2 separate regions of the Homo sapiens genome follow, and region 1 is linked to region 2. The links are chromatin loops, found by intact Hi-C in ENCODE. Cell type or tissue: PC-3. All regions are shown on one strand. Links, peaks and the distances in the headings refer to the core of each region. The heading gives the core; the rest is flanking DNA. Region 1 overlaps LOC102723436 (a long non-coding RNA gene). Region 2 overlaps TGFBR3 (transforming growth factor beta receptor 3).

Region 1 (16,316 bases), core at 3,238-11,237, 140 kb after region 2:
CCCAGTACAATTGTTCATATAGAAAAGGCAGGACAAATGCTCAATTTTTTTTTCTTATTTACCAGTATTCTTAAAAAAAGGATTCACTAGCCACCTTCAAGGGTGGCCAATTATTATCTTTTAGAATCATCATGAACTCATGATTTAAACGTATTTGATGCATTTTAGTCTATTGCAATTACTGTCATTGATTTTCAAATTACCTCATCTTTGGCCAGTGGGAATCTAAGTTGGCTCTTTAGTCTTTTGATACAATTCTGGTAGTTTTTGATAACTTCCTTGCTATCTACTATGACAAGGTATTCCAGGCACATCTTGTACATTTCCTGTTCTAAATGTGTAACCAACCATCTATCCAAAGAATCCTTGTTCCTTTTAGTGAGAAATGGCATTTCTGGAGCTCACTCTGGGCCCTGGGGGTGCTGTATGCTAACTAGGCAGCCATTGGTGCTAGGCCTTTTTGGTAGACAGAACTAGGAAATATGTTTATGTCTTAAGATAACATCCAACATCAGTTCATATTGATATTTCCAATTCAAATTCAGAATTGCAGGGATTTTGCTTAATGTCTTCAATCCTATATTTCCTTTCTCTCAAAGTTGAGAATCTTCATTTTTAAAGACACTGGGAATTATAGATTATTACATAATTATGCATTTGTTCTATCATAAAACACACACACATGCGCATCTCAGAAAAACTACCAACATTTTCCCCAACAATATAATTCCTGAAAAGAGTTTAAGTGGTTTTTGTTTATGTAGTTATTGTCCCTATTGTATATAGGGACTTGCAGTCAAGTTGAAGGTTTAAGTCTCATGGAATAATTCCCCTCTGTGTGGCTGTGCAAACTATATTCATGTTTAGGATAATTTATTTCATTTTATTTTCTGGAATTCCTTTTTTAAAATATAATTTTTTGGTAATTACAAAAAATATTTACGTGGTTCCAAAGTCAAATCTACCAAAACATATTTAGTGTGGCTTCTATTCAGATCTCCTCCATTATTTCCTCCTGTCTGTTAAAAGTAATCATTGACTTTAAAATTTTATTATTTATTCTTCTTTTTGTTTTTTTAAATGCACTACACACATACGTTTCCTTTTCTCAGATATATATATATATACGTATATATAGACAATTTTCTCTACTTTATTTATTTAGCTTATTATATCTTGAAAATCATTCCATAGTGGTATATACAGATACTTTTTCTTCCCTTTTCTAATGTGTGTATATGATGGGACTCAACCAGTCCCTTTATGGTGAACATTGGAGTTATTTCACCTTTGCTGGCAAAAAATAATACTAGTCGGTTACCTTTTTTTCAACAATATATGTTTGGATTAGATTCCTGAAAATTAGGTTGTTGGATTCAGAGTAGCTTGTTGTTGTTTTAAAACAATCTCAAATTTAAACTATAGTACAAAGAACATATTTTTTCTACACCATTTGAGAGCAAGTTGCTCTCAAATGTCCCATCACCAGTGGATATGTTAGTGTGTATTCCCATAAACAATGACATTCGCCCATGTAACTGCAATACAACTATCAAAATCAGGAAATTAATGTTGGTACAATTCTACCTTTTAATCTTTGGACCCCATTCAACCTTTACTGATAATGTCCTTTAAAGCAAAAGTATCCATTTTAGATTCATGCATTGCATTTTTGTTTGACAGAGACATCTCTAGTCTCTGTCATTTTGAAACAGCTCTCTCTTTCCTTTACTTTCATGATGTTTATGTGTTTGATGATTACAAATCAGTTATTTATTGCATGTTCCTCAGTTTGGGTTCATATTGGTTTGTTTTTTTTTTTAAAGTTGTGTAGGATTAATGTTGATCATGTTCTACTTAAATTAGTCTCAGGACCTTGGCTGAAGGGGTGGGCCAGGATAAAGGGAGAGAACTATCTCCACAAGTGAGGGGCCCATCCCCTTTGGAAATGTGTTTATCTTACTGTACACAAAGGGTCGGGGTCTTTTTCATGGAGAGTGCGAGTGTGGGGAAGGAAGCTGAATCCCCAGGAAGTTCTGTCAGATAAGAAATCTGTGACTCTGTAAATTCATCTACTTCTGTGTTTTTGTATTGCTCCTCCTTAGCTTCCTCCTTAATTTCAGTACAATTATTTGAGGGGGAAAAAATCCCAGCTTTGTTTCAGCTGAAATAAAGGGAAAGGAATTGGTCAAGAGGGCTGGTTAAGAGAGGGCTGCCCAAGGCCAAGTAGGGTGAGTCCATAGCAAGCACTGGATGGGTAGCTACTAAGTAGACAGAGTTAAGAGCTCCTCTTTCTCCCCTCATACGCTCGTCCCTCTGCTATAGGACCTACCGTATTGAAACTGTTGTGTTTTTCTTCTCCAAGGAACTGTGGATGCCTCCTGAATGGGAGCTGCAAACGATTATCAGAGTCAAGCAAGAGGAATGGCAAGGCATGTGCTGAATAACATCACATTAATATGGCTCTTAGCTACCTAACCCATTAGGAGCCATAATTAGGAGAGTTTGAAACAGACTGCAAGCATCTTCTCCAGAAAGAAGCTAGGTAAGGGCACACATTGATATGGAAGGAAAGGGGTGGGAGTATCTGTAAGAAGGACCTGGTGAGGGGTGTTTCTACTTGATGGGGTTTTTTTTTGTTTTTTTTTTTTTGTTTTGTTTTGTTTTGGTTTGGTTTTGTTTTTTTTTTTTTTTTTTTGAGACGGAGTCTCGCTCTGTCACCCAGGCTGGAGTGCAGTGGCGCGATCTCGGCTCACTGCAAGCTCCGCCTCCCAGGTTCACGCCATTCTCCTGCCTCAGCCTCCTGAGTGGCTGGGACTACAGGCGCCCGCCACTATGCCCGGCTAATTTTTTGTATTTTTTTAGTAGAGATGGGGTTTCACCGTGTTAGCCAAGATGGTCTCGATCTCCTGACCTCGTGATCCGCCTGCCTCGGCCTCCCAAAGTGCTAGGATTACAGGCGTGAGCCACCACGCCCGGCCTTTTTTTTTTTTTTTTTTTTTTTTTCTGATAACAGATCTCGCTCTGTCACCCGGGCTGGAGTGCAGAGCTGTGATCATGGCTCACTGAAGCCTTGACCTCTCAGGCTCAAGTGATCCTCCTACCTCAGACTCTCATGTAGCTGGGACTACAGGCATGTGCCACCACACCCAGCTAATTTTTAAATTTTTTGTAGAGATAGAGTCTCCTTATGTTGTCCAGGCAGGTCTCAAACTCCTGGCATCAAGTGAACCTCCTGCGCTGGCCTCCCAAAGTGCTGGGATTACAGGCATGAGCCACTGTGCCCAGCCTGATGCTTTTTTTTGTCTGGTTTTTTTTTTTTAAAGATCTCTCAGCAGAGTAATTTTATTTAAACTGAACTTGAAGAGAGAAGGAAGAGAATGGAAAGCAGGAAGTTAAAGGTTTGTGATTGATTTCAAGTACAGGATGCAGGAGCCCTCAGAGGGGCCTAGTTAGCCAGTACTCCCAGGAGCCCCTGCAGCCCAAATCTAGCCAGGCTTAACCCTGGGACGATAATCTGAGCCTACCTGACAGGTTGACATTTTGGTGAGGCATGGAGCAATTTACTTTAGCTGCATTGGTTTTCTTTTCTAGGGGCCGGGTGCGGAGGGGTGGGGGCGGGTAGGGGTGGTGAGGAGGAGTAAAACCACACATCCTTAGTTTAATCAAGGTGTTTGTGGTACTAAAGACAGAGCAGACATGATTTCCCCTAAGGAGGAATGGTGGTAGTTTGGGGGATGCTGTCTGTGTGTGTCTGAATTGGGCCAGAGCCCTCAAATAGACTGAGTCCTTTTGTTACTTGGCAGGAACTCCAATCCACTCATCAAGGAAAAATCAAGGTGCACCTTCAAACAACAGCTTTGAGATAATCTCAAAGATTTAAAAGTCAATATTTGCTTATAGGAACTCTATGTACATTCCAGACACTTCATACTTGGGCCTTTTAAAATACCTTCTTTCTGATAGGGTCTAGCTTGGAGCTCACCACTAACCAGAAGGTCTCCATTTTTCCATCCTCCATCCCATTCTTTGGACTAAGCATTATTATATTTAGCCCTCTAATGATTGGTATCAGCTTATAGTTGGAGTTGTCTTGATGAGAGAGTTTCTTGGCATGATTCTGTTTATTGGCTTATCATTTTATGAACTGGAGAGAAACAGCACAATTAGTGGAACTTCTAGATAAAAAAGATTTTGTTAAAACACTTGAAATTTAAAAGCCCTTTTTGCTTTGTAATGAGTTCTTTGAAAGATAATCTGTTTGGAGCCCTATGGGGTTTCCAAAGAAACATGCAGCTTTGAGGGCAAATGCTCTCTGTCTCCTGGTCCCACAAGCGCACATTTCTCAGCCCGCACATTTCTCAGCCCGCACATTTCTCAGCCCGCACATTTCTCATCCCGCACTCTAGCTGGACTCTTCTGCTTCCTAATGCAGTAATCAGATATTTTGGTGGAGGAAGTTTTAAAGCCTAATCATGCTGTAGTGAGGAAGGTGGGATTTCTTTCATTGCCTGCAACTCAAGGGCACATTTTCCTCAAAAACCATGTATTATATTTTGGCTTCTCACGAGATGCCCAACCCATTGCTATGAAAGGGCCCCCAGTCTCTGCCCTTGGGGAGGTTACCATCCAGAGCAGAGGAGAGGCAGCCAGCCAAATAATTTACACGTGTGGTAATTGCAGTAAACTTTTACTAGTGTTGTCAGTACATTCAACACATTTATTACATTTATTGAGCTCAGTGACTGGGAACACAAAGACAAATACCAACACGCATCCAATCTATGCCACATGCTCTCATTGTGCCATTACTTTTTTAGTTTGGTCTCACCAAGCAATGAAAAAAAAAAAGAAAAAAAACACTGCCAATTGTAACATAAATGCACCCTGATTTCAGAGACATTAAAAAGTGGAAATTCTGTATCTTTGAATGAGATACAGCAATCCCTTCCAGATTCATCCTGGAAGACAGGTAGGGAAACAATCACAAAGCAAGGTAAGAAGCCCTGTTAGAGAGGTCTGAACAAAATTAGGAGTTGGTCCAGAGCCAGGAACACCTGATGCTTCCTAAGAAGGAAGGTGGTAGGCTTCACAGAGGAGGCGACATTTGGACAAGATCTTAAAGAATGAATAAGGGGAAGGGAAGGATGGGAGGGAAGACAGCCAAAGATTGGTTAATGGATACAAAAATACAGCTAGATAGGAGGAATAAGTTCTAGTGTTCTAATAGCAATATAGGGTGAGTATAATTAACAACTATTTATTGTATATGTTTAAGTAGCTAGAAGAGCAGATTTTGAAAGTTCTCAACACAAAGAAGTGATAAATGTTTGAGGTGATGGATGGATATGCTAATTATCCTGATTCGATCATTACACATTGCATACATGTATCTAAATTTCACACTGCACCCCATAAATACATACAACTATTATGTATCAATAATAATAAAAGCAAAAAAAAAAAGTAGATTCGTGATGCCTAGGATTGGGGAGGGGGAAGGGGGATGGAGAGTGACAAAAATGTTTTGGACTTAGACTATAGTGATGACTGTATAACTCTGTGAGTATACCAAAGCCATTGAATTGGACACTTTAATGGGTGATTTTTATGGTATGTGATTTATATTTCAATAAAAATGTTCTTCGCAAAGTTGAAATTAAATAAAAAGAATGAATAAGGATTTGCAGGTGGAGAAGATAGGGCATTCCAGGCTGAGGAAATTACATGTGCAAAGGCAAAGAGAAACAATAATCTTATTCAGGACTTCAGCTGTATCTCTCAGTTTAATGTTCACAATAATATAAGTTAGGTTGTATTATTACTTCTTTTTTGTAGAGAAGGAAACTGTAGGCACAGTGTTAGTAATTTGCCCAAGATCTCTTGGCTGGTAGTCAAGAAATATTAGCTATTGTTATGATTTCAGTACAGTCATTTGGGCCATTGTACTAGAGCTGTGCTATTCAATATGGCAGCTTAAAATGTGGCTAGTACAAATTGAGGTATGCAGTAAGAAAAAAAATACACACCAGATTTTAGAGACTTAGTACTCAAAAAGAAGATGTAAAATATCTCACTAATTTTTAAAAATGTTAAGTACACGTTAAAATGACAATATTTTGGATATATTTGGTTAACACGTATATTATTAAAGTTAATTTCATGCTACTCTTTACAACGTTTTCTGGGAAAAGAGTTAATTCCAACTGTTTCTTTCCATTTTTTTTTTTTTGTAATTGAGTTACCAGAAAGATGTTAAATTACATCCATGGTTTATGTGATATTTCTGTTGGTCAACACTGTTCTAGAGCATTCTGCTATGAATTGGCTTGGTGAGGGTAAAAGGTGTGTGAGGGCAAAGGAATGTATTTGCACCCACGTTCTCTGCACTCTGCTGCTGGCATCTCTGTGTGCCTCACCTCACTTGTGGGTGCCTCCCTGTCACCTGGCCTCTGAGGTTAAGTAGGTTGCCCCAGGCTCCATGGCTGCAAGTGGTAGAGCTGGGCTTTGAACGCAGGTAGCCTAGCTCCAGAGCCTGCCTTTGAGTTCCAGAAATGTGAGTGATTTTAGGTAGTGACATTCAGCACGTGGAGAGTGGGGTCAGCTTGTGAATGTATTACCCCTTTCAGGAAGCATGCATGTGCACATTTCCAGAGGCCTCTGAGGAGTGAGTGAAATGCTGGGAATTTCTGGCATCAGTGGCAAGGTCTCCAGGAAATACCTTCCATCCTAAAGCAGTCTCCTGTGAAATCTGAGCTGCTTGCACATTGCGTTCCAGGGCCACCAGCTTTTGGCCTGTACTAGTGAAATTCTGCCTGAAGCCTAAGTCCCGAGCAAGGATCCAAGCTCCTTTGTACCCTAAACCTGCCTGCCTGTTAGAACATCACTGTTCTAAAATCGGCCTCACCCTCCATCCAGCCACACACATCCTGGCTCTCATTCTACCCCATGCACTTCTATGCACCCTAGCCTTTCCTCTATGCTCCCACTCAGCTTATTTGATATTTCTTGTCTTGCCCACAAGGCCAACTCATCCTTGAAGACCCAGCTCACACATCACCCTCTCTACAGCCTTCCCTAACTCCTTTAAGATAAAATCTATCACTCCCTCCTCTGTTCCACATTGTAATTCCAGATAACTATTTGTCTATGTCTCTGTGGCCCCCGCTTGATGATGTGCTCCACCTGGGCAGTGGCAGCATCCTGCCTGTCCTAGTCTATCCTAGCAGTGCCTAGTAAGTGTCTGCACACATAAGATGCTCAACACCTGCTCTGGAACTGAATTAGATGGAATCACATTTAAACAACTGAAGGAGAAGGATGACAGCTCGCTCACAATTGGAATTCCCCTTTGCAAATCCTCAGGGAGACTAATTGCTCCTGCTCTTGGCCTGTCTGTTAAAATGCAGGATTAAAAAGAGAAACAGGTAGCAGGTTTTTTTGTTGTGTTTTGTTTTGTTGTTTTTTTTTTAACTTCTGAAATGAGTATTACAGAAGAAAATCATGCAGGAGGAAAACCATGATAACTCATCAGCATGATTCAGCAATGGGGCACACTTCAGAGGAAAGGAAGATTGGTTTTGCTCATAGGCTCTTTATCTGTGAAACGCAATCACTCTCCCTCACTGGTGTTTCATGCTCTGACGTCTTATGGTTTGAGGCACGATCAGGGGCCTATTTCTGTGACACCTGAAGGCTTTACACTTGCTTCTTTTGCTTCTCACAGCAGCCTCATAGAGTGCAGTGAATTTTTTCAATATTTTCATTGGTCTTACAGTTTTGTCTTATAGATTTGCAACTTGTGACAACTTTTCCCACCTTCACATGGTTTGATGATTTCCCTTCACACCTACTACTAATGGTTACAATGCTCTGGATCACGCCTCGTGAATCATCGGTGTCTGTCCTCCCCTACCACAGCCAGGTGCTGACAGTAACAACTAGGTGCCGGCAGTATTTTAAAGATGGCAGTATGGCCTGGAGGACATGCCACAGGCCCTGAAAAGGAACCTTGAGTTGGACCCAAGAGCCAGTCCCCCAGAGGTCAGGTGCACCAGAGGTCAGGATCCCTCCCTTGCCTCACAGGGATACCCTGACCACTCTGCTCCCACTCCCCATCTCTCACTGAAGGATTCATGTCTGATATGTGTGGATGAGTTATCCTCCCACGGGTGATCCTGCCCCACCAAAATCAAAGTGACTCTTATTCTAAGAAGCAAAAATTTGACCTCACAAACACACTGCTGTTTCATCCGAGGAGCCTACCCCATCCCCTGAAATAATATTTTGCACAAAACTTTCAATTAATTTACTACAATGTCCAGCAAAGATCCAGCACTTTAAAGCCGGATGACTCAACAGGAAGAGCTTTCAGTTTTCTTCCTGATTGTAAGTTTGTAGCCTAAATTTTTGAGTAGGTACAATTTAGAGAAGGAAGGCTGCCTTCTGCTCAGGATAAACAGGAAATTTGCCTATACAGTCAGTGTGAAGAGCTGTGTAGTAGAATGATCTGCCGATATTTAGCTTCTATTATAGTGTTCTCCTCATTCTTCCTTCTCCATCTCCCCCTCCAGCTTCTCTTCTCTACTAAAAAAGGTGTCAGAAAGTCTGGGAATACAGACTGTCCTAAAGCACTGCAAGTAGTTCCCTCCTCCTGACGGCAATAGAGCCCCCTAGAGACCATCCGGGTGACCAGTATGAAGAAGTCGGTGGGTAGCCCTATTTGTTGGAAGTGAGAAATAATGAGAACTTTTTATGTTTCAAAGATGGAATAGGAAAAGTTGTCAGACCTGCAATGTAATAGTCCCAGGGGATGAAGAGTATACAGAAGTTTGGGGTCTATAGGGCTGGACGGCCTGATACAATCTGATGCCACCCCTCTGGATGACTGGATCTTTGCAGAAAGGTCACATAAGGGACTGAAAGTTAGTACTAAGAACTAACTTTCTGCAGTTCTGGGAACTTAAGCAAGGGGCCATCTTGGCCAAGCTGAACACAAGGTTGATCATTTTCCTGAAGAGACCTTGCTGTGGTTTGAATGCGTTCCCTACAAAATTCATGTGTTGAAGCTTAATCTCCATGTGATGGTACTGAGTGGTGGGGCCTTTTGGGAAGTGATTAAGTCAGGAGAGCTCCGCCCTCATGAATGGATTAGTGCCTTGTAAAAGAGTGTGAGGAACTAGTTTCGGTCCATGTTGCTCTTCCACTCTTCTCCCATGGGAAAACACACTGTTCCTCCCCTTCAGAGAATAAAGCAAGAAGGTGCCATCTTGGAACCAGACACTGAACCTGCCAGTGCCTTGATCTTGGACTCCCAGCCTCCAGAATTGTGAGAAAGAAATTTCTGTTGATAATAAACTACCCAGGCTCAGGCATTTTGTTACTGTAGCACAAACAGACTCAGATAGACCTTGAATAGCCTGTGCAAAGCCTTGAACTAACATCATCTGAAGGCTCAAGTGGGCACTTTCCACAGCCATGTGGCAATGATCAGCAACATTTCCCCCCCTGGAGTGTGAAAGTCAGGCTGACCCTTCTTTTTGAATTATGTAAACCTCTGGGATTTTGGAAAAGTTATGGGGAGACAGAGGGCCCCAAGACGGAGAGGCTAGACTTTCTGCTAATCCCACAGTCTGATAAACCATGGGAACTTAGGCTACTTGTTTTGTGTAAAGAAGCTAAATGTGACAGTATTTACCCCCTGGGTTTGTGGAGCAGTCCTGTTGATTACACTCAGGATACATGTATACATAAGCAATTGAAAATGAGGTTTCACCACCAGCCCAAAGTTGAAAGCTGGTGAAGGGGCTGATCCCCAGCCTCTGTCTTGATGGTTCTGGGATTCACTGAGTCAAAAACACACAGCAGAAGCCACTTGATAATGTATTTTATACTTATAACAAGAAGCAGAAATGATCACTCTCGGGGGAAACAATGCTAAAACAAAACAAAATAAGAGCTTGAGCTTTGAGACAAGGTTTGCCACAGTCATTCTGCATGTAAATAAATATTTCCCTACAACTTACTCTCTGCCATGCACTATGCTAACTACTAGGGAATAAAATGAAAAACAAAGCAGACATAGTCCTTGCTCTCTAGTATTAAGGTAAAGAAATACGTTAATCAAATAATCACTCAAATAAATAAATAACTGCAGTTAACATTGAAAACTAATTATCTATTTTCAGCCCAATTAATTTCCAGCTAAGAAACAAGACAGATCAGCCTCTATGTATAAAGCTCAAGATACAAAAGAGTTAAGCCCTACATGTGGCCCTGTTAAGGCTGTCCCAGGGGGAAAAGAGGGACCCATTCATTAGTCCCGGGGCAATGGGTTGGTTCTTCCTCTACTGTCATTTCAGAGAATGTGCATTCCCTCTGGCATCCTGGCTGGCCCGGAAGGTCACTGCAGGCTCAGGATGCCACAAATACAGGATTGTTCACTTTCTTTGGCTGGGGAACTGGGCTGGGGACCAAGCTGGCCCACAAATGCAGGTTTTCCCACTTTATTTCAAGGGCAGCCAACTTCAGGGCCTTAAAAACGGGCTAATGGCAACAATGAGAGTGATGGTGAGGGGAGCCAAAGTCAATGCCATCGACAGGCCATGTTGCCTTCAGAAAATTTCCCAATCTTTGAAATAACTACAGAGTGATTGCCAGAGTGACTCAGAGGGGAGGAGAGTTGGAGTGACTTTGGCTACTAAGGTTGTGTGTTGAAATAATAAAAGGAATTTCCTAGGGATCCCCAATCTAGTCTATTTTTTAACAGTGTAGTTTCAATTTCTTCCTATAATTCTTAGGCATACCTTGAATGAATAGAGAATTTTCTGTTAATTAACCAATTCAATACTGATTAATTCTAGTTCACTCTTTTAATAGACGTAAGATCTTAGGTTACAATTAATCCATCTTTCATTTCATCTAACCAACAAACATATTTAGTGCCTATTATATATCAGACTGTGCTACAGTCGAAGAGGGGCACCTAACCCAGACTGAAGAGGAGAATAACAGAGAAGGGTGGCTTCCTATAGCAGAGATAAAGCTTTGGGGGTCGCCAAATTTCATGCCATCTATCACTTCCCAAGCACATGGGAAACTACACTTCCCAGACACCCTTAGGAGTCCTTAGGTTGGGGCCACATGACTGGATATCCAATAGGATAGAGCAGAAATGATGTATGCTACTCTCAGGCCTGGCCATAAAATTCACTGTGCAACTGTCCATGTTCCCACTTTCTTTCCCTTCTGTTGTAACCTCTGAATCCAGATGGCAGCAATATAAGATGAAAACAATAAGGATCTCTAAGTCACTGCTTAGAGGAGAGCCACAGAAGGACTATGGGGCTTATTTGCTATAACCTAGCCTTGCTTACTCTAATATGTACTCTGTAAAGGTGGGGACATCTAAGTTTAGTACTGAAGAAGAAAATATCTAGGCTATGTCAGGTAAGATGACCAACTTTGATGATCTTATTCCAGCTAGATGGGGAAAATAAAACTATATCAAAAAATAGCCAGCTTACCAAGCAAAATATCTTGATCAAATACTGAAGTCTTGAATGAACCTCAGTTTTCTGCTTGGGAACAACTGAGTATTGTGGTTGTAGTCACCAAAGTAAAGACTGTAGAAGTTTCCTGGAAAAGTCTGATTCATAGCTGAGAAAGTTCTAACAAGAATGTAGGAAGAAGTAGTAGGTTCATTGAAGGAATCACTTTCTAATCATAAAAATGGATCATCCAGCTCTTGACCCTCTGAAGTTCACAATTTAATGAGGTAGAATTGAGGAGATCAGAGGCAGAATGTCATGTTTATTCAAGTCCTAGAACCTTGGATCCAGAATTTTTCCTCTTCCAGGAAGCCTCTTCTACTCAAATGTTAAACATGTCTCTGCTTAAATGTTGCTTCCTTAGGGAACCTTTCTGACAGCTTGATATAAAGAAGTCATCCAGTTACTGTCTGTTGAATCTCCCTATTCTAATTCTCTGTGTAGTGCTTCCCACTCTCTGATACTTTTCTTGTTTATGAATTTTGTTTGTTTGATTATTGGCCATCTCCCTTCACTAGAATAGGGGAAGGAATACTTTGTTCATGTCTCTCTCTAGCATGTTTCCAAGTGGCTAGCACATAGTAGGAGCTCCATAAATGTTTATTGAATAAATAAATAATCCCAGGAGGCTAAAAAAGAATAAAAAAGCAAACGTTTTGTTTTGAGATAGATTTGTAAATATACTGAATGGCCAAGTTGGGATGTGTCTCAAATGAGAACTACAAGATGGCATATTTGTCATTCTGCATCAAAGAAAAACCAATGTCAATTGGCATCAATATCTTGACTCTTTTTTAAATTAAATTTTCTCAAGTGGTCACACGGGAGCAGGTCTATTTCTGGAGAATACCTTTTTTAGACTCAACAAAATCCCAGGGATGAACACAGTTTTGATATAATAGAATTTGTATACACTAAACCCCTTTATTGCAATATGTCTCCAATCGTTTGATGCCCTAGATGCAATTATTGCTTTAGAAGCTAAAGTAAGCAAATTCTCTTTTCAAAAGGAATATGAATTCTTGGGCTTGTGCCTCCACTTCCTGATCTAACTTCTCTGGACCCTGAGGCATGGGCATTGTAGAACTGAGTTATCAGATTTTAAGAGCATGTAGGGGGTCTGTTTTGTGACTTAATGTTATCTTCAGAAAATCAACTAAAATCTGTTTAAATATCATGTCTGAAATAAGTGTAAAGACTAAACGGATGTGGTTACAATCTTGAAACTAGAAGCTATAGCCAGAAAATAGGTCAAGAAAAAAATAGACACAAATTGCCTGGATCTTGGCCATAAAGGTCAAGTACTGCTGGTCACAAAACAAGGAGGATTCTTCAGAGAAACTGAGGGACTCACATAATAGTTCTAGTAACAATTACAACAACTAACATTTATTTAGTGCTTACTATGCGCCAGGCACTCTGCCAAGTGCTTATCATATATCATCTCATTTAATTCCTTGGAACATGTGCCGCTGGGGGCCATATTAGTAATTTCTATCTACCTGTCAGGAAACTGAGGTTAATTACTGCATTAGTCCATTCTAATATTGCTATAAAGAAATATCTGAGACTGGGTAATTTATAAAGAAAAAATGTTTAATTGGCTCATGGTTCTGCAGGCTGTACAGGAAGCATGATGCTGGCATCTGCTCGGCTTCTGGGGAGGCCTCAGGTAACTTACAATCATGGCTGAAGGAAAAGGGGAAGCAGACCTGTCTTACATGGTGGGAGCAGGAGCAAGAGAGAGAGAAGGGGGGAGATGCTGTACGCTTGTAAACAACCAGAACTTGTGAGAACTCACTCACTATCATGAGAACAGCACCAGGAGATTGTGCTAAATCATTCATGAAGGACCACCCCCATGATCCAATCACCTCCCACCAGGCCCCACTTCCAACACTGGGGATTACATCGCGACATGAGATTTGGTGGGGACAGATCCAAACCATATCAATTATCTTGCCTGAGTACAGACAGGTTTTCCTGACTCTAAAATTCAAGCTATTAACCGCAGTCTCTCCAACTTTAACATTCAAATTTCCCATTGTGAATGTCTGAAAAATGCTTACAGTTCTTTTTTTATTATTATTATACTTTAAGTTTTAGGGTACATGTGCACAACGTGCAGGTTTGTCACATATATATACATGTGTCATGTTGGTGTGCTGCACCCATTAACTCGTCATTTAACATTAGGTGTATCTCCTAATGCTATCCCTCCCCTGTACCCCCAATGCTTACAGTTCTAGAGTGACCAAAAAAAAAAAGTGAAATAAGAAAACATATAGATATATTTTATTTGAATCATTTTATAATAAAGAAGATGAAAATGTTCAATTCAGGAGACAGTATGTGGTATAGTGGAAAAAGTAAAGTGTGCCAAAGTCTCTGTGCCCTGTATCCTGCCATAACCATTCGTATGATTCCAATTCCCTCACTCACCTTCTGTCTCAGTTTGCTGATCTATAAAATGGAATGAATCCCTACCATATATTTTGCAGTCCCGAGAAATGTTTCTGAAAGGCCTAACAAATGAAGGATTCTAATTTAGGTGGTCTAAACAGTTTTAATACATTTTAGGACTTTATTTCACCGTGGCCCACCCAGTCACAGAAAAGAGAAATGCCACAGTATAATCCTCATCTGTGCCACAAGAAACTTAAGTCAGTCTCTGTGGCCTATATTATATTTTTTCTCTGGCCTATATTATACTTTTCCTCTGGCCTATATTATACTTTTTCTCTTAAGAGGAATAGAAAAGGGAAAATCTTATGTTTATGCTGAGGAGGCAGTGTGAAGTAGCTTGAAGGAAGGGTGTGTTCTCACCTCAGGTTCTCACCTCACAGCCATTGTGGGAGGCAGCTGGTATAGTGTGGCAGTCTGTAAAACATCAGGAGAGCTGAGGTTGTGCCACATCCATCTACTTAAATTCCTTCAACGTTTTTATTACTGCTGTGTAAATTATAAAGCTTCAGGATGTGTGTGTGTGTTTTCTAGGTAGAAAGCTTGGATCAACTTTACATGTATTATACTCAGACAAGATGAAGAAGGGATTCTTGGTCTGGCTGGCTGCCCCTAAGAGGCAGGGATAAATTAGGGAGGGCCTCAGATGTAGGGTGGGGGCTGGGGGATCTGTGAGGAAGGAAGATGTGGTGCCCAGAGGTACTGAGAAACCTCAGGGCTGGGTTTGAGGTGGCTCTGTATTTGAAGGGTGGAGCCCAAGAGACGGCTCAAAACAACATCCTTCCTTCCTTCCACAAATGTTGATTGTGTGATACATACCAGGCACTGTCCTGAGCATTGGAGATACAGTGATGAAGAACAGTCTTTTACAGAGTGGTTTAAGACATTTTTGAGGCAATCAGACTTAGGCTTAAATCCTCCTGCCTGTGCCACCAATTAGCTATGACCCTGGGAAAATTATTTAAGTCTTTGAGCCATGGCTTCTTCAACTATGAAGTGGGGACAACCTGACAGTTATGACTGAGAAAAGTGAGATTATGCAAGTGAAGCATTTAGTGTCGTCTCTGGTGCAGTGAGGACTGAGTGAATGATGGATGTCCACACAATGCTGTAAACCCCATAAGGCAGGGATTGTGTCTTGGGTTCACCTTGAATCTTCAGCACTTACTGGTGTGCACAGCAGATGCTAAAAGAATTATCTGTTGAAGGTTTGACAGTTAATGGAAGAGTCAGATTAGAGGCTAGGGAGCAGGCTAAGGGTCTGGAACAGGATGCAAAGTCAAAAGCAGAAACAGGATGTAGCAACGGAATATTCATAGTAAGTAAGTTACTGGGCAGGGGGCCAGGGGAAGCCTCTTCAAGGGGTGGAGGGTGTGTAAAGGAGCATGCAATAAAGGCACAGGGTTGTGATAGGTACAGGGATCTCCCCCTCACACCAGACCCATGGGCTCATTAACACTCCCCCCTGCTCACCTAAACACACCCTGCCCCACTTCCAGCAACCACTAATGATTACGATAATAACAAAGGCAACTAGCAGGCAGGACAGACAGTTCAATTATTAGAAAGTTGTCTACGGTGAAAACTGGGGACAGAAAGATAGGCTCTTGAGACCATATTTCTAAATCAGGGGCCAGTTTGGGAGGGAGAGGACCCCAGATCTGTGGCTGCTCAGATTTCCTCTCACCCTGTCCCTAGCCCACCATCTACCATCTATCTCCCTGATAGGATGGGTGACCATAGGTCCAGGTTGCCCAAGTTTAAGCTTGTTCCCAGAGCAGTCATTACTAAAGCAGGGATTCTTACACTTTTGTGTATACACCAATCACCTAGAGATCTTGTTAAAATGCAGACTTCTATGCAGTAGGTCTGGCTGGGTCCTGAGATTCTGCATTTCTTAAAAACTCCTAGGTGAGGCTGATGCTGTTTGCCTGAGGACTAGAGTAGCAAAGATCTACCTACCACTGGTTCTCAAATGTAACTATATCAGCATCATCTGGATTGACTCTGGGGTCCCAGACACACACACACACACACACACACACACACACGCACACACACACACGGTGTGCTTCAAGGGGGCTCAGAAAGACCTGCTCTGAAGTAGCCCCCTTCAAGAACTTCCATCTGCCTTTCCCACCAAATCTTTTTTTTTTTTTTAATTAAGGGAGCACAAACAAAAAATCACCGTGTTACCCTTAATGAATACATCTCAGTCTACACACAAGAGAAGGCATCATGGGACCTGGCAGCTCTCAGAGGGCATTGGGAGTGTAGCAGCTCTTCCTGCTCCAAAGAGCCACT
Region 2 (16,316 bases), core at 2,985-10,984:
CCCTGGACAGTGGGCAGAACCTACCAGAACAGAGGCATGCAGGTACTGTCTAGTGTCTTATTGGTTGACTAACCTCTGTGAAAACAGCTGTGCCATTCCAATTGTGTATCTGGTGGTGGCATCTGCCCCCTTCCTATGAATGAATGTGCTCCCTCAAAATGGCAGAAGAGTATAGGTGGCAGGCACACTGGATTGGAGCTGGGAGCCTAAGGCACTGCTTTTAGCTTTCTCTGCTAACTGGCTGTGGGACATTGGAGAACCCCCCTACCACCAGCTCTTTGGGTTTCATTTTCTCTATCTGGAAAGGAGAGGTTTGGACTGGGTGACTTCCAAAAGGTCCTTTCAGTTGTAATACTCAACTATGCTGTTTGAAGAAGCAAAATAATCTTTAATTCATTTTTCTGGCCGTCCTAAAGTTGTTGTGAAGTGTACATGAGATGTTCTCGGCAACATTTTTGTTGTTGTTTGTTTTACTTTTATTGATTGGTTTTCAACCATTTGAAAGTTATAATAGACCCAGTCTTTATATAAATGGATGGTCCAAATAGTTCCTTTTTATTGGGTTCAGGAGAAAGAAATAAGAATATAAATTGTGTTGCAGAGTAATCACAATTGGGCAGCAGCTGGCTCCATTTTGTACTATGAAAGTGATTTTGTTACCAGAAAGGAGTCCCAATTCAGACCCCAATAGAGGGTTCTTAGATTTCACCCAAGAAAGAATTTGGGGATGAGTCCACAGAGTAAAGTGAAAGCAAGTTTATTAGAGACGTAAAGAAACAAAAGAATGGCTACTCCATAGACAGAGCAGCCCCAGAGGCTGCTGGTTGCTATTTTTATGGTTATTTGTTGATCATATGCTAAACAAGGGGTGGGTAATTCATGAGCTGTCCTAGAAAGGGGCAGGCAATTCCCGGAACTAGGGTTCCTCCCCTTTTTAGACCATATAGGGTAACCTCTAGGCTTTGCTATGACATTTGTCAACTGTCATGGTGCTGGTGAGAGTGTCTTTTAGCATGCTAATGTATTATACTTAGTGTATAATGAGCAGTGAGGACAACCAGAGGTCACTGTCATTGCCATCTTGGTTTTGGTGGTTTTTGGCCAGTTTCGGCTGGCTTCTTTACTGCATCCTGCTTTATCAGCGGGGTCTTTATGACCTGTATCTTGTGACCTTCTCTCCCATCCTGTGACTGAGAATGCCTAAACTCCTGGGAATGCAGCACAATAGGCCTCGGCCTCATTTTACCCAGCCCTATTCAAGGTAGAGTTGCTCTGGTTCAAATGTCTCTGATAATTTAACAATAAGAGCAGCTACCTCGGATTCCATCTGTTACTCGTAACTATTTTGAGAGAGGTAATTCTGCTAGTAATTGAAGGCAGCGGCTTGCTTTTTCCCATGCCAGACAATAATTAGGCATTAATATTGCCGCAGTATAACTTCCAGCAATTCATCCATTCTTCTTTTGAGCCTGGTGACATTTTTCTAAGTAATTTCTCTTGCAAATTAGGTAATTACTTTTATTTAAACTTAGTATAATTGTACTGAAAGTTCAATGTTTTCTTGTATAAAAGTTCAAGAGGAAAGTTTTACCAAATATCAAAGCAATTTTATGAGATTTGCTAATTGAGACTAGATTTTAGTTGAGAAGCATGTGGGTGAAGAAAGTTTATTACTTAGGTTTGTTAAATAAATTGAGGCGGTTAAACTGTAGGCCAGCTTCCCAGGGGCTGTATGCAAATTTGCTTTCTAACTTTGCGCTTACTGGGGTAAGTTTTCTGGCAGGTTTCAGCTGTGTGTGACTCCTCTCACCTTTTAAGTTTATTTTCTTTTGACTCTAAATCATTTATCCTCAATGCAGACCACTGGAGTCTGTGCTTTCTGCCTCAAGGTGAATTGGAATAGTCATTTGAAAAGAGACTGTGGGCTGGGCGCAGTGGCTCACGCCTGTAATCCCAGCACTTTGGGAGGCCGAGGCGAGTGGATCACAAGGTCAGGAGTTCAAGACCAGCCTGGCCAACATGGTGAAACCCTGTCTCTACCTAAAAAAAAAACCAAAAAAATTAGCCAGGCGTCATGGCACACGCCTGTAATCCCAGCTACTCTTTAGGCTGAGGCAGAGAATTGCCTAAACCTGGGAAGCAGAGGTTGCAGTGAGCCAAGATCGCGCCACTGTACTCCAGCCTGGGGGACAGAGCAAAACTCTGTCTCAAAAAAAAAAAAAAAAAGAAAAGAGACTGTGACCATTTGCCTAATTGCATTGGTTTATTTGAATAATAACAGGTCACGAATGTCCTTCCTGTCAGACAGCTTTATGTCTCTTTATTGTAGAATCTGTGACTTTTTGGGTAAAAATTTCCTAACCAATGGGACGCTTCACTGTGCTTTTACTACACAGGTGCTCTTTGAAGGCCATGCCAAAACTCCAGCTCTCTCTGGTCATTTGGTTCATCTTATTTTTCAACACTTGGATTTTCTGGGACAGCAGATAAAGGCTCTGGTTGGCAACTTCACAGCTGGGCAGAGAGCTGCTCTGTGGCCACCACTGCCAATAGCATTGACATACTTTAGTGTTTCTTCTGTGGACAGGAAAGTAGGCAATCAAGACTATAAAAATGTTTCTGGATTCCTCCTCTGGGCCACTGTTTTTAATGGAACCTTCCTGAGCACATCTTTGCCACTTTTGATCTCTAAGTCCCTTGGGAATCAGTGTTGGGTTAGCGTTCTTTTACCATTTAAATTTTTAACAATAGATGAAAGTTTAAAGCTGATGGTGATGATAGTGATGGAGATGAGGATGATGATCTAACATTTGTTGAGCATTTACTTTGTGCAAGGCTCTGTGCTAAATGCTTTATGTGGATTATTATATTTTATCCTCATAGCACCTCTGTATAGTGATAACTTGGCCAAGGGCACACAACATATAAATGGTGGATCTGGGATTCAAATTCAGGCACTGTGATTCCAGAGCCTGTGCTCTTAAACCCTATGCCTTATTCCAGATGGAGGTTGATTCTAGTTTTTACTGAAAACTAGAATCATGTGCATCTATGTCTTCACACCCCTCTTCCTGCCCCACTTCTCCCTTTTCTTTCTTTCTTTCTTTCTTTTTTTTTTTTTTTTGAGACAAAGTCTCACTCTGTCACCCAGACTGGAGTGCAGTGGCGCAATCTCGGCTCACTGCAACCTCCACCTCCTGGGTTCAAGCGCTTCTCCTGCCTCAGCCTCCCGAGTAGCTAGGATTACAGGCACCTGCCACCACACCCAGCTAATTCTTGTATTTTTAGTAGAGATGGGGTTTCACCATGTTGCACAGGCTGGTCTTGAACTCCTGACCTGAGATGATCCATCCACCTCGGCCTCCCAAAGTGCTGGGATTATAGGCATGAGCCACTGCACCTGGCCCTCTTCTCCCTTTTCATACCATATCACATTAGTATTCAAGGTAACACCCCAAATACCCTAATGATTATGAACTAAAAGGAAGATGAAGGATTTTAGGAAAAATGTCTGTTCACCCAAAGGATTAAGATGTTGGGAAATGTGTAACCTGTTTAGCAGAGTATTAAAGTTCAGGAGAAGTTCTGTGATTTTCAGTAGTAACTCAGAAAGCCCAGAGAACATAAATAGTTTATGCATATTATGGTTTATGACAAAACATTTAAAATAGTTGAGGTGGTGCCATCCTACCCTATTTTCTGAAATTTTGAAGTATAGGCATATTAGTGCTGTTTGCCTTGGATTCTGTGACCGCTTTTTACAGCATTTGAGAACACTTGGGCTTATACAGTAAAAATGATTACACCACGTCGGTGATGATTTTTTTTAAATTGTGAAAGAGAGGAGTAACCATTTCTCTGAAACAGTGCACATACACAGAAGAGCATGGATGTGGATGTCATCAGGAGCAATAAATATCATTCCAAAATTTGCCGTGATTTACATACCTATAGATGTGTTTAATTCTTAGCAAGTTAAATGTTTGAGATACTGAATTTTCTCCGTATTTTCACCACCTAACTTTAAAAAATAAAAATGCCTGCATATCTTGGATACTCAGTAAATGTTAATTTCCTCCCCTTCCTCTCAACCTCTCAGCAAACTAGAGGTTTTTTGGGAAGGGAGGGTTGAGGAAGGGAAAGTTGTGAACGTCAGTTGGAAGTTGATCCAAGAGAGGCATTACTTTTTGGAACACATTTGATCTTTCCAGAATAAAAATACTCTAAAGGACCAGCCAGGTTTTGTCCTCGAGCTGAGGTCGAGGTGAGGGGAAACTGAGTGGAAAGATGGTAGAAATGCTTAATTGACAGACCAGGGCATTCATTCTCTATCCAAGAAGGGAAGGAGGGATATCATATTTTTTTTTTTAACATCGTGTATTTTACATTATTTATTTATTTAATTTTGAGAAGGAGTTTCATTCTGTCACCCAGGCTGGAGTGCAGTGGCGCAATCTCGGCTCACTGCAACCTCCGCCTCCTGGGTTCAAGTGATTCTCCTGCCTCAGCCTCCTAAGTAGCTGGGATTATAGGTGCCTGCCACCACGCCCAGCTAATTTTTGTATTTTTAATAGATACAGGGTTTCACCATGTTGGCCAGGCTTGTCTCAAACTCCTGACCTCAGGTGATCTGCCTGCATCGGCTTCCCAAAGTGCTGGGATTACAGGCCTGAGCCACCGCTCCCGGCCAGTATTTTACATTTTAAAACCTTTTTATTTTGAAAAATTTCAAATATATACAAAAATAGAATAAGTCTCAACAATTGCCAATTTATGGTGAATCTTGTTTTATCACTTTCTGTCATCCACTGGATTGTTTTGAAGGAAACCCAGACATTTAATTTAATTTCATCCATACATATTCCAGTATGTACCTCTAAAAGTTAAGAACCATCAGAAGATCTCAAGCAGGAAACTGATGATTAGGTCATTTATTTTTATTTTATTTTATTTTATTTTTTGTATTTTTAGTAGAGACGGGGTTTCACAGTGTTAGCCAGGATGGTCTTGATCTCCTGACCTTGTGATCCGCCCGTCTCGGCCTCCCAAAGTGCTGGGATTACAGGTGTGAGCCACCGCGCCCGGCGATTAGGTCATTTAGGAAGGCTACTCTGAAAATGGTGTGAAGGTTGCATTGCTGGGGAAAGTACTCAAGAATAAAATATACGTGATATTTGTGGTTATTTATTCAAAAAAATATGGTAGGTGTATAGTGGACAAATTATCTTGTCTTTAAGGCCTTTACAGCCTAGTGCAAAGTTTCTCAATCTCAGTACAATCAGTGTTTGGGCTGGAATACCCTTTGTAGTTGGGGGGCTGCCTGTGTGTTACAGGATGTTAAGCAGTGTCCCTGGTCTCTACCCACTACATGCTAGTAGCAACACCCTCCCACCACCAGCCCAGTTGTAACCATTCAAAATGTCTCTAGACGTTTCCAAATGTCCCCTGGAATAAAAATCACCCACCACGTGAGACACACTGGTCTAGTGGCAGGATACAGATAAGTGAACAAGTAATTGCAATGAATATCATAAATATTGAAAGAATCCAGAAAAAGGGTTCAGTTACAGTGACGTTAAGTTAGTAAAAACTCTGTCTTAAATGGGGCCTGCACAAAGACCTCCTGAGTCTCCAGGAGGAATCTTCCTCTCCCCATTCTTCTCTTTGCCAAATGCCAATAGATGTGGGTACCAGTTGGACGTCTTGTTTCACTGTGGGCCCACTCCGTCCTATGGTGCCTAGTACCAAATTGAGCACTAAAGGCCAAAAGCTGTGGTCAGTTACTCATGCATAACCCCAGAAATATCCCGTTTATGAAAACCATGCTGAACAATCTGAAGAGGGGAATTTTGGTTCTAGAGGTAGACCAAAATTTGCTCAGCGTATATGAAAAGATTTAATTCAGAACATTGATTATAGTTTGTCCTTTCTGTAAAGAAATCTTTATTGTTACAGTTCTCTTTACAGCAATAGCTAAGATTCCTTTCTTATAATCTTAATCTTATCCTTAAACCAAAAGTAAATATTGTTGAGTCCACTCTTTTCCTCTCAGCATGCCAACTCGATGGTAGGGTTCCGGTGGAGATCAAGCCATTTTAGTTATACTCAGGGGTTCTTAGGGATTCGGGAAGAGAAAAGTTCGAGGATAGAATTCTTTAACCTCAGTTCTGCAGCTTCTGCTTGTTATTGTTTGTGCTCAGAAATCACGAAGAGACTTCACCCAGGGGAAATGAACAACAACTGTTTCTGTTTAGCTCTGTGAGAAGGCTCCTATTTGGGGTGGGGGTAAAGGATTAGATCATAACAGAAATCCATTAAGAATTTTAAAACAATGCCATCCATCACACAGGCCTTACTATAAAACTTAAACTCTTACATGGGAGGTCTCCTTAGGAGAGAGTCATAATTTTTCAACCGCTTGGGGATTCTGAGTGAGAAAGTTTAACCATGGGTGGTTGATTGGATGGAATTATTCCCAGAAGTGTGTATATTTCTTACATGATGCATCTTGTAGCAACCTTTAAATGCCTTTGAACTTAGTTCAGGGAATCAAATACTACGTCTTGAAAGGAGAAGTTTGTGGGTAGATACTCTTCCTTCATAGAGTTCTTGGGAGTTTAAAATGAGACAATATAAGTGAAGGCCGAAGGCTTTTTGTCTATTGCAAAACACCATACAAATGTACAAATGTAAGGCATCATTGTTGTTATTGGTGCCAATGAGGCTGATGGGACCCAGCTCCCAGGGTAGTGCATTCTGTAGTTAGCGTAATTAGTGTGTGTTCTGCATACTGAATTAGATTTTCTTAAAAACATACAATCATTTTTATTTTCTTAGTAATTGTATTTAAGTATACTTTTGCATATATCCTCATTCCAGGGCCACTATGTTGCACAACTCCAGGGGGCACCATTCAATTGTGGTGGCTCTGATTCATCCAGTAGCATTCCTTCCCCTAGAGCCAGACATTGATAACTCATGTGGCCAGAATGTTGACCCACCCATCGGAGATGGTTAATCCTGAGAATTTACAATTCTGTTTTCTTTTATCCTGTCTAGCTTCTTTATTTTTATAGACATCAATTCAGATGCTGCTTGTTTGGGTCACATTTTCCCAAGTTCTTTTTGCTTCCCTGTGAATTCAGACATAAGGTGTGTGTTCCTTCTGTGGTGAATGAAAATGGAGATGAAAAGAGAGGTGCTAAACATGTATCACTTTTAAACTCCAAAGAGTAGGGTCAAGGTCTGTAGCAGGACTCAGCACACTTTTTCTGTAAGGGACCAGATAGTGATTATTTTTTATTTGTGGCTCATACAATCCCTGTCTCAACAACTCAACGCTGCTGTTACAGCATGAAAGCAGCCATAGACAGTATGTAAATAAGCATAGCTGCATCCATATAAAACTTCATTTATGGAGTCAATTTGAATTTCATATAATTTTCACGTCATGAAATATCCTTTTTTGATTTTTAAAAAATCATTTCAAAATATAAAATTCATTCTTAGCTCATGGGCCATACAAAAATAGGTGGTGGACCATAATATCTCAACCGCTGGTCTCAGCCTCACTGCTGAGGATAATGAGTAGCTGTGCACAAATAGTTACTTCATCAGTGCTTCCCCAGCTAGGGACAGAGCTACGCTCACCAGTCATTTAGCCTGCTAGGCAGAACTCTGGAATTCTGATTCAACTTCTGCCCTGATGCTTTCCAGCTGTGACCTTGGGCTCTAGTCACACGATATCAGAGTCTCAGGCTGCTCATTTCCAAAACAGTGATACAAAATTTTTTTCTGCCTTCTTCATGGCACTGGTGCAAACTGCATATGAACGTCTTCATAGTCTGATTGCTGGTTTCCTCTGTGGCCTCCATTTGCAAAAAGTACATTAACATTTTAATCATCCTTCACCAAACATTTCTGGAAGACCTATTCTATGCCAGTCTGAGCCCTTGGGGATATACAGATGACTGAGAACTAGACCTTGCCCTCACAGCAAAAAAAAAAAAAAAAAAAAAAAGCAAAAGAAAGAGAAAAAGAGAGAGAGAACTAGGAGGTATTGTGGCCCAAGTGTAACAGAGGAGGGATGGAATGAGCAAGGGTGGGAGAGACTAGCTCTGCTGGGATGGAGATGGAACAGTGGGAGACTCAGCAAAGGTCCCCCAGAGAAAATGCCAACAAAGCAGGTCTGGGGAGGAGGGTGTCTTGGGATGGCTTGCAAAGCATGATGACAAAGAGCAGCATAGAGAATTTGGGAAGCTTAAATTACTAAGTATGGGGAGCCCACCATGGGTGAAGGACTCCATCAGGAAAGGAGGCTGGAGAGAGAGGATAGAGAAGGGAGGGAGAACTTTGTGTGCCATGTTAAAGAGTGTGGATTTTTTTCCCTATAAAGGAAGGAGAGTCATCAAGGGGTTTAGTCAGGGTTATAACATGATCAGCTCTGGGCTCTAGAATATTCACTCTGGGGGCAAATGTGGAGGAGGAAATAATTGGGGGGAGGGTAGTGGTGGAGATAAGGGGGCCTCTGTGATAATCCTGATGAGCAATGAAGGGGAGTTAAACTATAGGATAATAGCACTAAGGCTAGGAGAACAAAGATACTTTTAGAAAATGTGTATATTAAATTAAAAGAATATTTTGAAGGCTGGGCGCAGTGGCTCGCGCCTATAGTCCCTCGGCCTTTGGGAGGTCGAGGCAGATGGATGGATTGCTTGAGCCCATGAGTTAGAGACCAGCCAGGGCAATGTGGTGAAATCCTGTCTTTACAAGAAATATAAAAATTAGCTGGTGTGGTGGCACATGCTTGTAGTTCCAGCTACTCGGGAGGCTAAAATGGAAGGATTGCCTGGGAGGCGGAGGCTGCAGTGAGCTGAGGGCGCCACTGCCCTCCAGCCTGAGCAACAAAGTGAGACCCTCAAAAAAAAAAAAAAAAAAAGAATATTTTGAAAGCAGAATAATATTAGACTACACTGGAAAAGCATGGTACTTAAAGGTATTGAATTTTTTTGTAAGTAAATAAAAAGATATACACAAACACACACACAAATTGTCGGACCCAAATTCCCTAAGTTTAGGTGTTTGCCTTCAAATTTTCTTCAAATTGGAGAGCCTATGCAACTGATTGTCAACAAAATGCAATGCTTAAAATTTCTGGGTAACTCATTATAGTTTTGATATCTAAAGAGGATCATTGACAGAGCTTTCTCACAGTATTTATTACCAAATGGAAAAGTGTCAGTTTCTGCTGAGACTTTGATGACCCTTTGCTTAAATCTTGGTTCTCCATAGAATACATTGTGATTTATGTTTTTGTTTCAGAAAAAGGTCCAAGCATGAAGGAACCAAATCCAATTTCTCCACGTAAGTCTTTATGCAACTATTTCGAAATAAAACCTCCTGGGCTTTCCTAAGAATGAGTTGGTTAGTGAACATTTGCCAAACTTTGAGTTTTGATAAGGAGACTTCTGCTCTCATTCCCCCTTCCCCCTTCCCCTTTCCCCTTTTTGCTCATATTTTTTCCTTTCCTCTGTCCTTTGTTTATCCCTGCTTTCTTTTTCCCTTTCACCTTTACCACTTTAAAATATTAATTTGTTGATCCATTGGCATGTATGGCTTGAATGGGAAGGTAGTAACTTATTTAGAGAGACAAGTTAATGACTTGCATGCTTATGTCTGCTCTAACCTGCAAGAATTCACATACAGCCATGGAAGTGGTTTGCTTTAAGTCTTATCAACAATATTTATCTGCTCAGAGGCGTAATGCTAAGGGAACTCATTGCTATACTTTCAAGACAATCCGTAGTGCAAGGGCTGGGGGCCCCAGGAAGAGCATGTAAGAATGAAAGAGAAAGCAACACCAATTGCTGCAGAATAAGGACTTGGAAATTGTCTAGGCCAATTTCATTATTTTATGCAGAAGAAAATGCTGACCCAGAAATATTCCTGCCTCATTGGCATTGAGGCAGGACTTCAACCTGGACTTCCCAGCTGTCCACCCAGAGCTCTTCTAGATAATGTTGTCTTGTGAGGAGAATTTGTGAATCTGTGCTTTTTTTCCTTTCCTAAGATTCCCAGGATTAGTCTCCGTGGCTGATTCACTACATTTAACAATCAGTCTGGAAAGTTCCTTTCACAAAGCACTTCATAAACCATTGTCTTAAGTGGATTATTTTTTTTAAATTATGGAACAATATGAACTCAAACAGAGGCACATATGGACACATATCTATCTTTGGAGATTTAGAATAGTTTCATTAAAAACTTGTAATCATGTTCAATTTTTGCATCTGTGGGTATAAAAAGGCAAATCATCTTCTAATATCAGTTTTAAGGACTAGATTAAATAGGTTGATGGCTCGGTTCAACTTCACCTCCAGGGAGCTCTTCCCACCTCTTCCTCCACCTGACTTCAGCAGGTGACTAAAGCTATCCGCATTTTTCAGAAGGTAAATGAACACACCAAAGAGCACAGGTCTAGAAGAGTGGGGACCAGAACTTGGGAGTTCGGATCCTTCCAGACTTGTTCCACCACAGCATACTTTCCCCGAGCCTTTGGAGTGCTGGGCTGCCCAAAGGTCACAGGAGTGTATGGCAGTCTTCAATGTAAAAAAAAAATAGCTTTCTTTACACTGAAGTGAGTTGAAAGGCAGGGATTTAATTTATACAGAGATCACTGGAGTTGCTTCTGACTGGAGCAGAAAGTAGAAATAATATGATAATAGTGGGGAGATCCTGTATTTCCCACTTATATTCAAAACCCAGAGACCTTAGAAATTGTATTCTACCTAAAACTCCTCCCCCTTGGAAACCAATTTTAACTTTTTATAAGTGACTCAAAGAAGGTAGTTCTCTTAAATGAAAGGAAATGTTCTATTTCTGGGGCCTGGAATTAATTTCAAATATAAAAACCTTTGCCAAATGGAGAAACAATTGGTTCTATTTATATGTTTTGCTGACCATAAAACTGACATCACTCCCCACTGGGAAGTATTTCCGTTCCCCTTATAGAAAGATCATGGTTGGAAAAGTGTTAAAAAGTAGGTTGTTTTAAATGATACAATATGAAGCTGTTAAGATTAAGAGTTTAATATGAGGAGATCGGTGAAATGTTATAATCCACAGGAATAGTTTATTTTTATTCTATATTCTCCTTTCTTTCTGTTATCTTTCATACTTGTAAATGTTCACAAAAATATGTGTATAAAGTATTCTAAGGTGTGTGTTTTCTGTGCAGTGTGTCATTTTTGGAGATGTTCAGTGAATAAGCAGCAGTAAGCCAGATTTTGATCATGGAAGTTCACTTTATTTTCCAAAGCATCTTAACCTGTGAATTTTCAAGCTACCCTCCATTCAAATAGTAGGTCCTTAGAGTGAGACAATGAGATGACAGACAAGATTTTACTGAGTTTGCAAATCTGATTTTTTAGTTAGTTTGTTGATCAAAATAAATTGCAAACTGAGAATACTTTGGAAACCTGATAATTTCATTTAACCTTTGAAAAAAATTTGCAAGTTACAAAATACAGTGTATTTTATTGGAATCTTCATTGCATTCTCCGATTTTATTAGTGCTCAACCTTTATGACAGTGCTTGTGAAACAAATATAAAATTGCAATGCATGATGCAGACTAACCAAAAAGTTGTGTGTATCGGTTTCTCTCCTTTATAGCAATTTTCCATGGTCTGGACACCCTAACCGTGATGGGCATTGCGTTTGCAGCCTTTGTGATCGGAGCACTCCTGACGGGGGCCTTGTGGTACATCTATTCTCACACAGGTTAGTGTGACTGTTGAGTAAGAGTTGGTGAACAGCTTGTGTTCCTGCCACACAATAGACACTCAGTGTTTTGTTGGATGAAATAACGAATGAAAGAGAAAGTTCATTCCTACTATTTTTACATTTACATATTTGGTATAAATTGGGTTTCACAAAAGTATAATTTGCCATAAACAGTGGAAAGAAAAGGAAGGTTTAAACTGTGCTAATTGCGATTGTGATGTTGGTGAAATTTAGCCGCTAATAAAGCTACTTTGTTGTTAGAGTTTAAGGTTAATGCAGACAACGTACAGAAATACAAACCATTCCGTCAAAACCAAAGACTTAAGGATAGGCATATACATGAGAGGAAGTGAAAAAGAAAGCCAAGATTTTATTACCACACCTGCCAAGGTATTGAGCACTGTCCATCAGAGTCCTTAATCAATGACTTAAACCAGATTTTCTCAACCTTTTTTTAACCCATGCTATGTCTTCTTTGATAAAACATAAAATTTTCATGTTTTTCTATAAAGTTAAATTTTCTAAATAGATTTCCATGAACTGAAAAAAAAAAAAAAAGTGATGAAACAGAGCACTTCATTTTCAAGCTATTATCCCTCAATCTTCAAAATTCAGATGTGCTCCTCCCTACCAATCCCAAGGTTGAAACATACTAGCCTGATGAGAGAACCTGTTCTGACCCCAATACAGAATGCAGGCCAGCAAAGGGAGTCTTTAGTGCAATGGAGAAAGAACAAATGGATTGTCCTGCTATTGATTCTTTCTTAGTTTCCTTTCAACTATGGGCAGGAGTGACATGCATTTTGCGGCATTCTGGAGAACTAGAATGTATAAAATCGGTCTTGTTCTTGTTTGTTCTTGGATCCTTGTAGTTTTATACTGTGAACCTAGATAAACTGTGCTAGATTGATCCGTCAGAGGCAAGTGGCAGGCCCAGCTTCTCTGTTTATAATTTCATTAATTGTCCATTAAACCAATGAATGCCATGATCTTTGGCTTCCCCTTGGGCCAAGCTGAAAGGATGGCTGATTTAAAGAGGAAGGAAGTACTGAAGGATATTTTGGAGAGTCATATCTTTACCCTCTTGATTGCTAGACAAAACGTCAAGCTGTTGAGAATAAAAGCATGACACAGTGATCCTCTGATAGTTAAAAGTGTCAGATTCAAATCAGAATTTTCACTTTAAATACTACATCTCCTGCCTGAGGTATTTTAGATTACGCCAGAAGGAGAGGAATGGACTCTTTCATGCCTAGCATGGGACATTCACCCAAAAGGCAACCTCTTGGCAAAAATGTAGAAGACTTGAATAGAGAGACTTTGAGTCCTCAAATGCTTGTTCCTAGTCAGGATACTTTGAGTAAAGTATGTTTACGTGAAAGATTAAAAAATGACTTCTCATAATCCTAGCATTTTGGGAGGCAGGGGCGGGAGGATCACTTGAGCCCAGGAGTTCAAGACCAGCCTGGGCAACATAGTGAAACCATGTCTCTACAAAAAAACACAAAAACTAGCATGGCGTGGTGGTGTGCATCTCTTGTCCCAGCTGGCTGAGGTGGGGATCGCTTGAACCTGGGAGGTTGAGGCTGAAGTGAGCTGTGATGGTGCCACTGCACTCCAGCCTGGGCGACAGAGAGAGAAGTTGTCTCAAAATAAATAAGACTCCAGTGTCATGATTCTGGAGTATTATATAACCATCTGTGAATCAGTTTAGGAGGATTCTCCCTCATGAACAGTTTATAAAAGGACCAGAAAGACAGAATTTAGCAGAGCAGCATTTTAAAGTAAGTAATTTTGTCGCAGGAATACCGACATGTTCAGATCTCAAGCTAACAGTTCTTTGCAACTTTTCCAACCTCCTGCCTGGCTGAGAGGTTCTAGGGCTGTTGGCAGCCTGTGTTGGCTGTTGGGAGTGAGTTTGAAAGTCCTCCAAGAAGACTGGGTCACCCACAGATGTTTACCATGTGCCTGCTCAGCCACTGACTGGCCTTGGTCACACAGCTGCACTCTCATAGCTAATCTTGGGCCAGGAAGCCAGGTCCAGGCAGAATATAGGGCAACCAGATAATACTCACTACTGGAACATGCCCCACTGAAATCCCCCCAATAATCCAGACTGTTACCCACAGCCAAGCACACAAACCTGATAAAAAGCAAAACTTGGTGGTATGGCATGTATTCATCCTCATTGAATTTGGAAGTCTGTTGTTACTGATCCTTTTTCCCCCAAGCCAGAGACTTCAGGAGGGCCTTTCAAGTACTGTTAATGTAGAAATAGGTTTGTAAGTAAATTTAAGAAAAATGAAACCAAAGACCTCCCTCCTGTGATGCTTTCCAGCAAAATGAATTACACTGATTCAGAAGGTAAAAGGTTTATAGACACTGTCATTTGGGCTTAAAATCCATTGGCATGACTTATGAGACAGCTTCAAAATTACTTTTTATTAAAAACTGTAGCCTCTGGTTCATTTTATAGATTGCTCTTGAGGAATACCAGCATCATACAAGCATGAAGAAGACTCACTTCAGGACCACATGATAGTTCTTTTCCAGAACCCCTTCAGTTTGTTACCTGGGTCAGCTAGCAGCAATTTAGATTAATAAGGAAGATTATAATGCAGTGGGCAATGGGGAGAGCCAGGATACAAATACTGACTCAGTCCGTTCAATTTCAACAGTGATTGAAGCTGTGGAACTCACAGATCGTATATGCTGTATTTGGGGGTTCAGATAGCATCTGCCTCTGTGTGAAAAACAATCCTTAATTTGAATAACTTTTCCTTTGTTTACGCTTTCCATTCCATGTGCAGCACGGAGCACAAAACCAAGTCACAAATTTGGATTGTGGATATCTACTTACATACCTGGAATGTGTGTTACTCTACAAAGACTGGGTTCCCACTTTATCATATGACAACTCTGGGCACAATAAGAGATATTCCCTTAAGGCTGGATTAATTCTGTTTGGAAAACTCCATTCCTAAAACTTACATTCTCTCCTAAGATGCTGTAGAGAGGAGGGGTGCTTGGGGGCTGAAATGGTGCTGGAACCATAGAATGTTCATGCTCCTAGGAACCCTACCTAGTTCAGGGGTCCCTAACTTCTAGTCCATGAAGGTCCCTAAAGTCACATGCAAAATCTTATCTGTTTTTTTCTTGAAGGGAGGAACAAATGCTTTTATTTTTATTTTCTAGTAAAACTTTTTAGCTTCATCAAAGTAGTACATGCAAATAGTTTAAAGGTTGAAATAATCCTACAAGACTCATTATGAAAAAAAAATCACACCCCTACTGTCCTTACCTTCTTTTCTCACTCCCCAGAGCATTATTTTTGGCGCTTAGCTCATCCTTTTGGATGTTAATCCATACTTCTAAATAACCTGAGTATATTGCTGCTTTTTGACTTTGCAGGTTTACACCTTTGCTCTAGACCTCCTGTTATGGAAAATGTCCCCTTCCCCCACCATCCTCTTAATAGAAATATACTGACATTTTGGTTAGAGCAGCATTTACTGTTTACATTATTATGACTACCTAAATGCTAATCACAGTTAACTCATGTAGTATAATATCCTGCATGACTTTTAATTTTCCCTAGAATTAATTATTATCTTTCCCCACCCTACCCCATTAGCTTAATTTTCTTTTCTTTTTTTTCTTTTTTTTGTTTTGAGACGGAGTCTCGCTCTGTCACCCGGGCTGGAGTGCAATGGCGCAATCTTGGCTCACTGCAAGCTCCGCCTCTCAGGTTCCTGCCATTCTCCTTCCTCAGTCATCAGCTTAATTTTCTATGTATTTATCATTAATTCTTCTGCTGACCCTGCCAGCTGTCTCAATCTCCTTTTAATACATTGAGACATATGGAATGTTCTACTGATTCCTTTTCTTCAGCTCTTTCCTGGAGCCTCTGACCTGCTCCTGTCTGAACCGGTTCCCTCCATTTCTGGACACTGCTGTCTTCCTATGATCTTCTTCGCTACCATTCTGTGCATTCCCTTCACTTCTCTTTTGAGTTGTGGATGTCCTGTGTCATGTATCTCCTGCCTTTCTTCTTCCTGGTTTAAAGCGTACAGAGGACGCAAATGTTTTTCACACCTTGCATGTCTGAAAATATCCTCATTTAACAGAAACACCTGGTAGACAGTTTGGCAAGGTACAGAATGTTAGATTATAGACACTTTTTCCTTCGGACTTTTGAAAGCCCTCCTCATTGTCTTCTAGCTCTGAGGATTGCTGTTGAGAAGTTCAGAGCTGTGCAGATTCCTGATCCCTTTTGTATATAACCTGTTTTTTCTTTCTGGAAGAAATTTTACAATGATATCTCTTGAGTTAGGTGTATGTTTATACATTATGCTGGTCACTAATTGGGCCCTTTCAGTTTAGAAACTCATATCTTTCAGTACTGAGATTTTTAAGAATGATTTATTTTTTTCTCACCCCCTTTTTTCTGTTTTCTCTCATTTTAGAAATCATTTTATTTGAAAGTTGAACCTCTTGTCCTTTAATTTTCCTTTCTTTCCTGTTTTCCATGTG

What was found. Peaks named below come from ENCODE experiments on the same cell type or tissue, not always from the same donor. Only the 100,000 strongest peaks of a DNase experiment are listed, where the experiment ranks them.
Region 1: it touches region 2 in a loop (2.2-fold over the local background); 5 of 110 quality-filtered maps call a loop at or near these places.

The regions. Positions count from the first base shown.
Region 1 is chr1:91,547,620-91,563,935 of GRCh38, reverse strand. LOC102723436 (a long non-coding RNA gene) reads left to right here. Exons shown (of 5, transcript XR_007066219.1): 3 at 2,366-2,545. Among named protein-coding and RNA genes, the nearest start is that of CDC7, 55 kb to the right of the region's middle. RefSeq lists an enhancer at 7,801-7,960. In PC-3, for the core only: no CTCF peak of the experiment used is centred there; a DNase peak (open chromatin) is centred at 7,595; H3K27ac peaks cover 1,718 bases.
Region 2 is chr1:91,691,136-91,707,451 of GRCh38, reverse strand. It overlaps TGFBR3 (transforming growth factor beta receptor 3), which reads left to right. Exons shown (of 17, transcript NM_003243.5): 15 at 9,322-9,363; 16 at 11,673-11,780. Among named protein-coding and RNA genes, the nearest start is that of TGFBR3, 190 kb to the left of the region's middle. In PC-3, for the core only: a CTCF peak has its summit at 6,918 (motif pointing right); no DNase peak of the experiment used is centred there.